2 separate regions of the Homo sapiens genome follow, and region 2 is linked to region 1. A link is an interaction called in ENCODE POLR2A ChIA-PET data of the cell type or tissue named here. Cell type or tissue: CD4-positive, alpha-beta T cell. All regions are shown on one strand. Region 1 overlaps KLHDC4 (kelch domain containing 4). Region 2 has its middle 5.6 kb from the start of SLC7A5.

What was found. Peaks named below come from ENCODE experiments on the same cell type or tissue, not always from the same donor. Only the 100,000 strongest peaks of a DNase experiment are listed, where the experiment ranks them.
Region 2: POLR2A ChIA-PET joins it to region 1 with 11 read pairs; 23 of 35 experiments call an interaction of 5 or more read pairs at or near these places.

Annotation. Positions count from the first base shown.
Region 1 is chr16:87,754,916-87,759,915 of GRCh38, reverse strand. KLHDC4 (kelch domain containing 4) reads left to right here. Exons shown (of 12, transcript NM_017566.4): 3 at 3,439-3,517; 4 at 4,624-4,722. Among named protein-coding and RNA genes, the nearest start is that of KLHDC4, 8.6 kb to the left of the region's middle. In CD4-positive, alpha-beta T cell, no CTCF peak of the experiment used is centred here; no DNase peak of the experiment used is centred here.
Region 2 is chr16:87,872,617-87,877,616 of GRCh38, reverse strand. No RefSeq gene overlaps it. Among named protein-coding and RNA genes, the nearest start is that of SLC7A5, 5.6 kb to the right of the region's middle. RefSeq lists an enhancer at 1,096-1,623. In CD4-positive, alpha-beta T cell, no CTCF peak of the experiment used is centred here; a DNase peak (open chromatin) is centred at 2,286; H3K4me3 peaks cover 538 bases.

The DNA of each region.
Region 1 (5,000 bases):
GGCGGCAACACCTGGGCTGGTGCCGCTGGTGGCTGGGTGGGGACCTCAGTTTGGGCCCCGTGTAGATCGTTTCTGAAGTTGTGTTTGGTGCTTTTCTGCAGAAAATCAATAGGTATTCAGTGAGAAAAGATTCAGGGTCAGAGGAATTTGGGAAACACTCTTTATTTTTTTTTCTGAGACGGAGTGTAGCTCTTGTTGCCCAGGCTGGAGTGCAATGGCACGATCTCGGCTCACTGTAGCCTCCTAGGTTCAAGTGATTCTCCTGCCTCAGCCTCCGGAGTAGCTGGGACAATAGGCATGCACCACCACGCCCGGCTAATTTTGTATTTTTAGTAGAGACGGAGTTTCTCCGTGTTGGTCAGGCTGGTCTTGAACTCCCGACCTTAGGTGATCCACCCACCTCGGCCTCCCAAAGTGCTGGGATTACAGGCGTGAGCCACTGTACCCGGCCTATTTATTATTTTTAAAAAGTTTTTTTTTTTCTTTTTTTCTTTTCTGAGACGGAGTTTTGCTTTTGTTGCCCAGGCTGGAGTGCTATGGCGCGATCTCAGCTCACTGCAACCTCTGGAGTCAGGCTGGCCTCAAATTCCTGACCTCAGATGATCCAACTGCCTTGGCCTCCCAAAATGCTGTGATTACAGGTGTGAGCCACTGCACCCGACCTAAAAAGTTTTTTTTATTGTGGTAAAATGTTTAACAAAATTTGCCATTTTATTTTATTTTTGTTTGGTTTTGGTTTTTTTGAGACAGAGTTTTGCTCTTGTTGCCCAGGCTGGAGTGCAATGGTATGATATCGGCTCACCGCAACCTCCACCTCCCAGGTTCAAGCAATTCTTCCTCAGCCTCCCAAGTAGCTGGGATTACAGGCATGCGCCACCATGCCTGGCTAATTTTGTATTTTTAGTAGAGATGGGGTTTCCTCATGCTGGCCAGACTGGTCTCGAACTCCCCACCTCAGGTGATCCGCCCGCCTCGGCCTCCGAAAGTGCTGGGATTACAGGCATGAGCCAATGCGCCTGGCCAAAATTTGCCATTTTAATCATTAAAACTGTGCAGTTCAGTGGAATTACTTCATGTCGCTGTGCAACCATTAGCACTAACCAGTTGCAACATTGTTTTATCACCCCAAATAGAAACTCTAGACCAACCTTGTCTAACTGGTGGCCCAGGACAGCTTCGAATGCAGCGTGACACGTATTTGTAAACTTTCTTAAAACATGATGAGATTTTTTTTTAAAGCTCATCAGCTATTGTTAGTGTTAGTGTATTTTATGCGTGGCCCGAGACAATTCTTCTTCCATTGTAGCCCAGGGAAGCCAAAAGATGGGAGAAGTGTCTAGACCCTTCAATGGTTGCTCCCTGTTTCCCCTCCCCCAGCCCCCTGGTGACTTCTGGTCAACTTTCTGTCACTGTGAATTGGCCTATTCTAGGTATTTTGCGTAAGTGGAGTCATAGAAGTGTCTTTTTGTGACTGACTTCCTTCACCTGGTATGTCCAAGTTCATCAGTTCTGTGGCATGTGTGAGAACTTTATTTCTTCTTATGGCTAAATCCTGTTCCGTCTGTGGGTATGCCACATTGTGTTTGTCCACTCATCTGCAGACCAACACTTAGGTTATTTCTACTGTTTGGCTTTTGTGAGGCCGTAACGAGCATTGCATACAGGTATCTGTTTGAGCTAATGCCTGGGAACGAACTGCTGGATTATGTGGTGATTCTGTGTTTAGCTTTTAATACTGGTTTCTTTCCTGCAGAAATTCCCAGCCTATGACATGTTTCTATGCAAATAAATCCCCAATAGAAAATAGAGTTCTCAGATTTCCCAAACTCACTTGACCTTGAAACCTGTTTTTCCTTTGAGAAACATCTTTTGGAGTTGGCATTATGGAGCACGCCTTGGGGAACGCCGTCTTAGAGGACTCTGAAGGGAGGATCTTTCCCAGTGATTCGCCAGATAGTCACTGTGTCTTTCATTACTTTCAACTGAAGTGGCCCTATGTATTTATTTATTTATTTTTTGTTTTTTTAAGACAGTCTTGCTCTGTCTCCCAGGATGGAGTGCAATGATGCAATCCTGGCTCACTGCAGCCTCTGCCTCCCGGGTTCAAGTGATCCTCCTGCCTCAGCCTCCTGAGTAGCTGGGATTACAGGTGCCCACCACCATGCCTGGCTACTTTTTGTATTTTTAGTAGAGACGGGGGGTTTCACCGTGTTTGCCAGGCTGGTCTTGAACTCCTCACCTCAGGTGATCTGCCCGCCTCAGCCTCCCAAAGTGCTGGGATTACAAGTGTGAGCCACCGGGCCTGGCCCATAATATTATTATGTAATTTCCTTGTAGCTCTTCTTTTGTTCTCATGTGAAATAAATAGAAAGTTGTTTGTATTTTCTAGATGGAAGATATCTGGCATGTATATTGAAGTACTTACATATGGACTTTTTTTTTTTTTTTTCAGATGGAATCTTGCTCTGTCGCCAGGCTGGAGTGCAATGGCATGATCTCAGCTCACTGCAACCCCCAACTCCCAGGTTCAAGTGGTTCTCCTGCCTCAGCCTCCCGAGTAGCTGGGACCATAGGCACGCACCACCATGCCCAGCTAATTTTTCTATTTTTAGTTGAGACGGGGTTTCGCCATGTTGGCTAGGATGGTCTCGATCTCTTCACCTCGTGATCTGCCTGCCTCGGCCTCCCAAAGTGCTGGGATTACAGGCAGGAGCCACTGCTCCTGGCCTAGTTACTGGACTTTTTAGAATGGTTTTGAGGTGATTTGACAGGATAGGCTCTTAAAAGAGGACAGTTCTGAGGTCCAGGCACGGTGGCTCACACCTGTAATCCCAGCACTGTGGGAGGCCGAGGTGGGCAGATCACTTGAGGTCCGGAGTTTGAGACCAGCCTGGCCAATGCAGTGAAACCCCATCTCTACTAAAAAATACAAAAACTAGCTGGGTGTGGTGGTGGGCACCTGCAATCCCAGCCACTCGGAGGGCTGAGGCAGGAGAATTGCTTGAACCCAGGAGTTGGAGGTTGTGGTGAGCTGAGATTGTGCCATTGCACTCCAGCCTGGGTGACAAGAGGGAAACTCCATCTCAAAAATGAAAAAAAACAAATCAAAAAAACAGTTCTGGAACATTTGATACATCAGTAGGGGCATCTGGACTTATTCCTGCCTGGGGAATTTTTTTTTTTTTTTTTTTTTTGTTAATACAACCAGACACTGTGTCAGTCCAGCTCCATGGTTGTCCTTGGAGTGTGGCCCTGGGCACTGGTAGAGGGGTTGGTGTTCAAGTGGCACCTTTGCTTCCTTTCTCGATGCCAGGCTCTCCTTTCAGGAAGTGTAGAGGCAGCCAGTTTGTGGTGACAGAGGATTCTGTGAGGAAGGGGACAGCGCTCAGGTGGGTATCGGGGGTGATCTTGCTGACCTGCCGCTTGTGTGTCTTGTAGGTTAAATGCCTCCCTCTCGGTTCATCCTGAGAAAGATGAGTTAATCCTTTTTGGAGGTGAATATTTCAACGGCCAAAAAGTAAAGTATATATTTTTTTCTTTTCTTCCCATGTTGCGTGAGTATCATTTGACAGAAAGTTAACTTAAGGCAGTGACATCAAATATGCGTTAGCCCCTTCACCCCTTGTATCACGCGCTTGAGCCGTCAGGCCTGATGTGAGACGTCGCCAGGATGCTCCAGGCCCTGGCATGACTGTTGATGACTTCAGTGGTCCTGGGGTCTCTATTCCTGGGACTTAGGCTGAGGCCCAGCTCTGCCGTCATCACTCTTGGCGGGCGCACCCCTCTTTGTGGTTGTCTGTGCTGTTCTTCCTCCCAGCGGGTTTCCAGGTTTCACACTCAGCTTTCAGGTTGTCTTAAACACGGAAAGTGCTGATAAATTTTAGGGCTAATTTTTATTTTTGAGCAGGCCAGTAAGACCTGTGTTTCACAATTGTGTGTGACACACAAAAGCAGGAGCTCACCTTCCCTGCAGCCCGGGATGGGCCTTGGGGGTTTGACTGCATTTGTCCATCTTCGTCTCTCAGTTTTCGTGCATTTAGAAACTAGGCTTGACTGGGTACAGTGGCTCATGCCTGTAATCCCAGCACTTTGGGAGGCCGAGGTGGGCAGATCACCTGAGGTCAGGAGTTTGAGAGCAGTCTGGCCAATGTGGTGAAACCCAGTCTCTGCTAACGATACAAAAATTAGCGGGGTGTGGTGGCGGGCGCCTGTAGTCCTAGCTACTTGGAGGCTGAGGCAGAGAATCACTTGCACCTGGGAGGCGGAGGTTGCAGTGAGCAAAGATTGCGCCATTGCACTCCATTGTGGGCAACAGCGAGACTTCATCTCAAACAAAACAAAAACAAAAAAACTAGGCTGGAATTAGGAGAATGACCAGTCCTAATAACAACGAGGGCTTTCAGTACCTTCCAGATTGATGGGCCTGGTGGGCGTTCGGTCGTTTTCATTGTGTCGTCATCCCCAATGGCCCCGGGGACCCAGCCCATGGCCTCCCTGTGCTGGTATGGTTTACATTCCTTTAGCATGTCAGTTTCCCAGGGAATTGTCATGATTAAGATTGTTCTCACCACTTCCTTGGAAGCGTATCATTTGTGACACTGACATTCTTCTTCCTTCCTGTAGACTTTTTTGTATAACGAGCTCTATGTCTACAATACCAGAAAGGACACCTGGACCAAAGTTGACATCCCCAGTCCACCTCCGAGGCGCTGTGCTCACCAGGTAATGTCAGCACTGACTCTCAGCCACCCTCCCTCTTCCCACGTGGGAGTCTGGTAGACACACGGAGAGTTGATAGGTGACAGGCAGCTGGTGCGGAGGGGCTGGGCCCTGTAGATCGCCTGGTTCTGCTGTTTGCTCACTTGGATTCCTTACTCAGCTTCTTCACTGTGAGACGGGGAGGAGAACACCTGCTCCCCAGGTGGCATGAGGATCACATGAAATATTCCATGTAAAATAGCTCGTGTCGTTCCTGGTGTGTCGCAGCCACTGGCAGAATG
Region 2 (5,000 bases), 120 kb before region 1:
TCTTCCTGTGTGCGGCTGAATGACGCTCCAAGGGATGGCGGACTACACTGGGTTTATCCATCATCCACGGATGGACGGGCCTGAACTCTGACCCCGGCTCCTACTGTTGCTTCCATGTCATCTTTTTTTTTTTTTTTTCAAGACCAGTCTCGCCAGGCGCGGTGGCTCAAGCCTGTAATCCCAGCACTTTGGGAGGCCGAGGAGGGTGGATCACGAGGTCAGGAGATCAAGACCATCCTGGCTAACACGGTGAAACCCCGTCTCTACTAAAAATACAAAAAATTAGCCAGGCATGGTGGCGGGCACCTGTAGTCCCAGCTACTCAGGAGGCTGAAGCAGGAGAATGGCGTGAACCCGGGAGGCAGAGTTTGCAGTGAGCCGAGATCGCGCCACTGCACTCCAGCCTGGGTGACAGAGCGAGACTCCGTCTCAAAAAAAAAAAAAGACCGGTCTCGCTCTGTCGCCTAGGCTGGAGTGCAGTGGCATGATCTCAGCTCACAGCAGCCTCAACCTTCCTGATCTCAGGTGATCCTTCTACCTCAGCCTCCCCGGCAGCTGGAACTACAGGTGCACCACCACCACGCTGGGCTAGTTTTTGTATTTTTTGTAGAGACGGGGTCTCCCTATGTTGTCCAGGCTGGTCTTGAACTCCTGGGCTCAAGAAATTCTCCCACCTTGGTCTCCCAAAGGGCTGGCATTACAGGCATGAGCCACAGCGCCCAGCCTCCAAGTCATCTTTGACACGCAGAGCACATCTGAGAGCAGCAACAAGACTAACGTTGGGGCCAAAGTTAAGAAGTGGGGCGGAGCCTCCCTGGTGGCCGGTCATCAGCCCAGTGCCTGAAATGCATGCAAAGTCTATTTTTATTTTACCTAGTTGAACCTAAGCAAAAAATCTGGCCCTACAATCCCTAACCTTGCTCCTAGCTGTTACTGAGCAATCGCAGGGCTTCGGATTTTACTTGCAGGCATGGACACTGTTTACCGTTCCCCCATACGAACTTCAGGAAACGGGTGGGGGGACTACCCAAGTGTTCAAACAGAAGCTAGAAGGATTCGGTGAAGGAAAGTCATGAGTGTCTTTTCTTTAACAAGAATGGTGGATGTTTCCAGTGAAGAGGCAATGAGGCTTTCAAGGTGCCACCAGGGGCAGCTGAAATGAAGTTCTCTTTTTTTTGTTGTTAGATGGATTCTCAGTGTGTTGCCCAGGCTGGAGTGCAGTGGCACAATCTTGGCTCACTGCAACCTCTGCCTGCTGGGTTCAAGCAATTCTCCTGCCTCAGCCTCCCGAGTAGCTGGGATTACAGGTGCCTGCCACTGCGCCAGGCTAATTTTTGTATTTTTGGTAGAGACGGAGTTTCACCATGTTGGCCAGGCTGGTCTTGAACTCTTGACCTTGTGATCTGCCCACCTCAGCCTCCCAAAGTGCTGGGATTACAGGCGTGAGCCACCGCCCCCGGCCAAAATTCTCTTTTAACTGGGAGAATCCGCATGCTTATGAATCTGGCTGCCTATGTAAGTGGCGCCATCAGCGTGGCAGTCAGCATTGCCACGAGGATTAAAGGCCTGCCCTGGGTCTGAAGCTGGGCTTGGCCACTTACTGAACTGCCCTTTTTCTCCAACCATAAATGACAACTAACTATAGTTGCTGCAAAAATTAAATGGCATAGAGAGTGTGAAAGGAACATAAATCCTGGGACCCCACACTTGCTAACGAAAGGGAAAAGTGAAGCTGGTGACCGTGTCATGGGAACCAGCCTCCTGTTTCGGCTCCTAATTATTTAACAAACAGCTACAGAGATGAAAAGTTTGGCTGGGCTTGGTGGCTCACCCCTGTAATCCCAGCACTTTGGGAGGCCAAGGCGGGTGGATCACTTGAGGTTAGGAATTCCAGACCCGCCTGGCCAACATGATGAAACCCCGTCCCTACTAAAACTGCAAAACTTAGCCGGGCATGGTGGCAGGCGCCTGTAATCCCAGCTACTTGGGAGACTGAGGCAGAAGAATCAGTTGAACCCGGGAGGCAGAGGTTGCAGTGAGCTGAGATCGACCCACTACACTCCAGCCTGGTGACAGAGTGAGACTCCGTCTCAAAAAAAAAAAAAAAAAAAGATGAAAAGCGACACACCTCCCTCACATTTTGCCCATAAGGAAATTCCTTGTGGGCTCCAAGATCTTTACCCTAAGCGCTTCTGTTAAAGTTCACCCTGGCAATGTGAACCGTTAGCTTATCTTCACAGGTGCTGGGACGAGGGGCAGAACTGAGTCATCCCTCCGCCCACCTGAAGCAAATGCATATCTCATTGTTTCCGCTGCCCTATCGTCTAGGGTATCTTACGTGAAACGGCAGAGTCACTAAACCAGACAAAAACTTGAATTTTCCCCTACCCCCTTCACATGAAAATTGTGTACTGCCCAATATCCTGCCCTTCCCCCTTTCAATATTGAAGCCCTCAAAATCATCTTCGGAGAAAGGCATAGACCAGTCTCTCAGGTGCGCGTCCCTAATGTTGGCATTTAAAGCTAAAATGACGGAGACTTGCCTCGGTCGTCTTCCTTGACTGGCAAGAGTCTTTAAGGCCGAACACTGACTGAGTGGCTGCCCTACACACCTATCTGCCTGGAAACAGAACGGAATTTCTGATCGTACTCAGGGCAGCCCCACCTTGTCAAGCATGCAGATAGGAAAAGCTCACCTCTGAGCATAATAAAAGCATGGCTTTCAAAAACAACCTCCAGAAGAAGCAAGGACCCTTGCTATGTTAAAAGATGCAGGCATTTCTCCCCTGTGACTGAGAACCAGCCCGGCAGGGGACTCACAGGAGAGAGGCGGCCCCAGGAAGCCCCACTTCAATTAAGGGTTGTGAAGCCAGCAAATCTGAGACAGGCCTCCTTTAATTTAGAAAGCGTATTTTGCTAAGGTTGAGGGCGCACCCGTGACACAGCCTCGGGAGGTCCGGACCGCATGTGCCCAAGGTGGTTGGGGTGCAGCTTGGTCTTATACATTTTAAGGAGACATGAGACATCAATCAAGTACATTTAAAAAATACATTGGTTTGGTTCAGAAAGGCGGGACAACTCAAAGCAGGAGGGGGGCTTCCAGGCTAGAGGTAAATGTAAACATTTTCTTTTTTTTTTTTTTTGAGACAAGAGTTTCGCTCTTCCACCCAGGCTGGAGTGCAGTGGCACAATCTTGGTTCACTGCAACCTCTGCCTTCTGGTTTCAAGCGATTCTCTTGCCTCAGCCTCCCATTACAGGCGGTGCACCAACACGCCCAGCTGATGTTTATATATATATATGTGTGTGTATATATATGTGTGTGTGTGTATATATATGTGTATATATGTGTATATATACGTATATATGTATATATGTGTATATACATATATGTATATATATGTGTGTATATATGTGTATATATATGTGTGTATATATGTGTATATATGTGTGTATATATATGTGTGTATATATATATATATATATATATATATTTTTTTTTTGAGACGGAGTCTCGCTTTGTCACCCAGGCTGGAGTGCAGTGGTGCGATCTCCCGTCACTGCAACCTCCGCCTCCCACGTTCATGCCATTCTCCTGCCTCAGCCTCCCGAGTAGCTGGGACTACAGGCGCCCACCACCACGCCCAGCTAATTTTTTTGTATTTTTGGTAGAGACGGGGTTTCACCATGTTGGCCAGGCTGGTCTTAAACTCCTGACCTCAAGTGATCTGCCTGCTTCGGCCTCCCAAAGTGCTGGGATTACAGGCATGAGCCACCGCACTCGGCCAATGTTTATATTTTTAGTAGAGATGGGGTTTCACCATGTTGGCCAGGCTGGTCTTTAACTCATGACCTCGAGATCCCCCCGCCTCGGCCTCCCAAAGTTCCCAAATCGCTGGGATTACAAGTGTGAGCCACCGCGCCCAACCAATTTAAACATTTTCTGGTTGACAATTGTTTGAGTTTGTTGTCTAAAGACCTGGGATTGTTGCCGAGCATGGTGGCTCACGCCTGTAATCCCAGCACTTTGGGAGGCCGAGGTGGGCAGATCACCAGGAGTTCGAGACCAGCGTGGTCAACCTGGTGGAACCCAGCCTCTACTAAAAATACAAAAATTAGCCAGGTGTGGTGGCAGGTGCCTGTAATCCCAGCTACTCGGGAGGCTGAGGCAGGAGAATCACTTGATCCCGGGAGGCAGAGGTTGCAGTGAGCCAAGATCGTGCCATTGCACTCCAGCCAGGGCGACAGTGAGACTCTGTCTCAAAAAAAAAAAGAAAAACACAAAAGACCTGGGATCAGTAGAAAGCAATGTTTGGAGGCCGGGCACAGTGGCTCACACCTGTAATCCCAGCACTCTGGGAGGCCAAGGCGGGCGGATCACGAGGTCAGGAGATGGAGACCATCCTGACTAACACGGTGAAACCCCGTTTGTACTAAAAATACAAAAAAATTAGCCGGGCGTGGTGGCAGGCGCCTGTAGTCCCAGCTACTCTGGAGGCTGAGGCAGGAGAATCACTTGAACCCAGGAGGCGGAGCTTGCAGTGAGCCGAGATCGCGCCACCACACTCTAGCCTGGGCGATAAGTGAGACAAGAAAGAAAGAAAGAGAGAAAGAGAGAAAGAGAGAGAGAGAGAGAGAGAGAGAGAAAGAAAGGAAGGAAGGAAGGAAGGAAGGAAGGAAGGAAGGAAGGAAGGAAGGAAGAAAGAAAGAAAGAAAGAAAGAAAGAAAGAAAGAAAGAAAGAAAGAAAGAAAGGAAGGAAGGAATGTTTGGGTTGTGGTGAGGCTGTGGAGATGAAAGCTGTATCATGCAGATGAAGCTTTTAGCTAGGAGGCTTCAAAGAGAACAGGCTGTAAAATGTTAATCTTTAAGTCTGATAGACTTCAAGTATGTGTTGGTGTTAGTGCTGGAGAGGTCTAAAGAGGCCGTCCAACCCCCGATTCTCTTCCTGGCCCAAACCAGTCTTTCAGGTTAAATGTTAAGAGCCCTGGCTGAGGAGGAAGT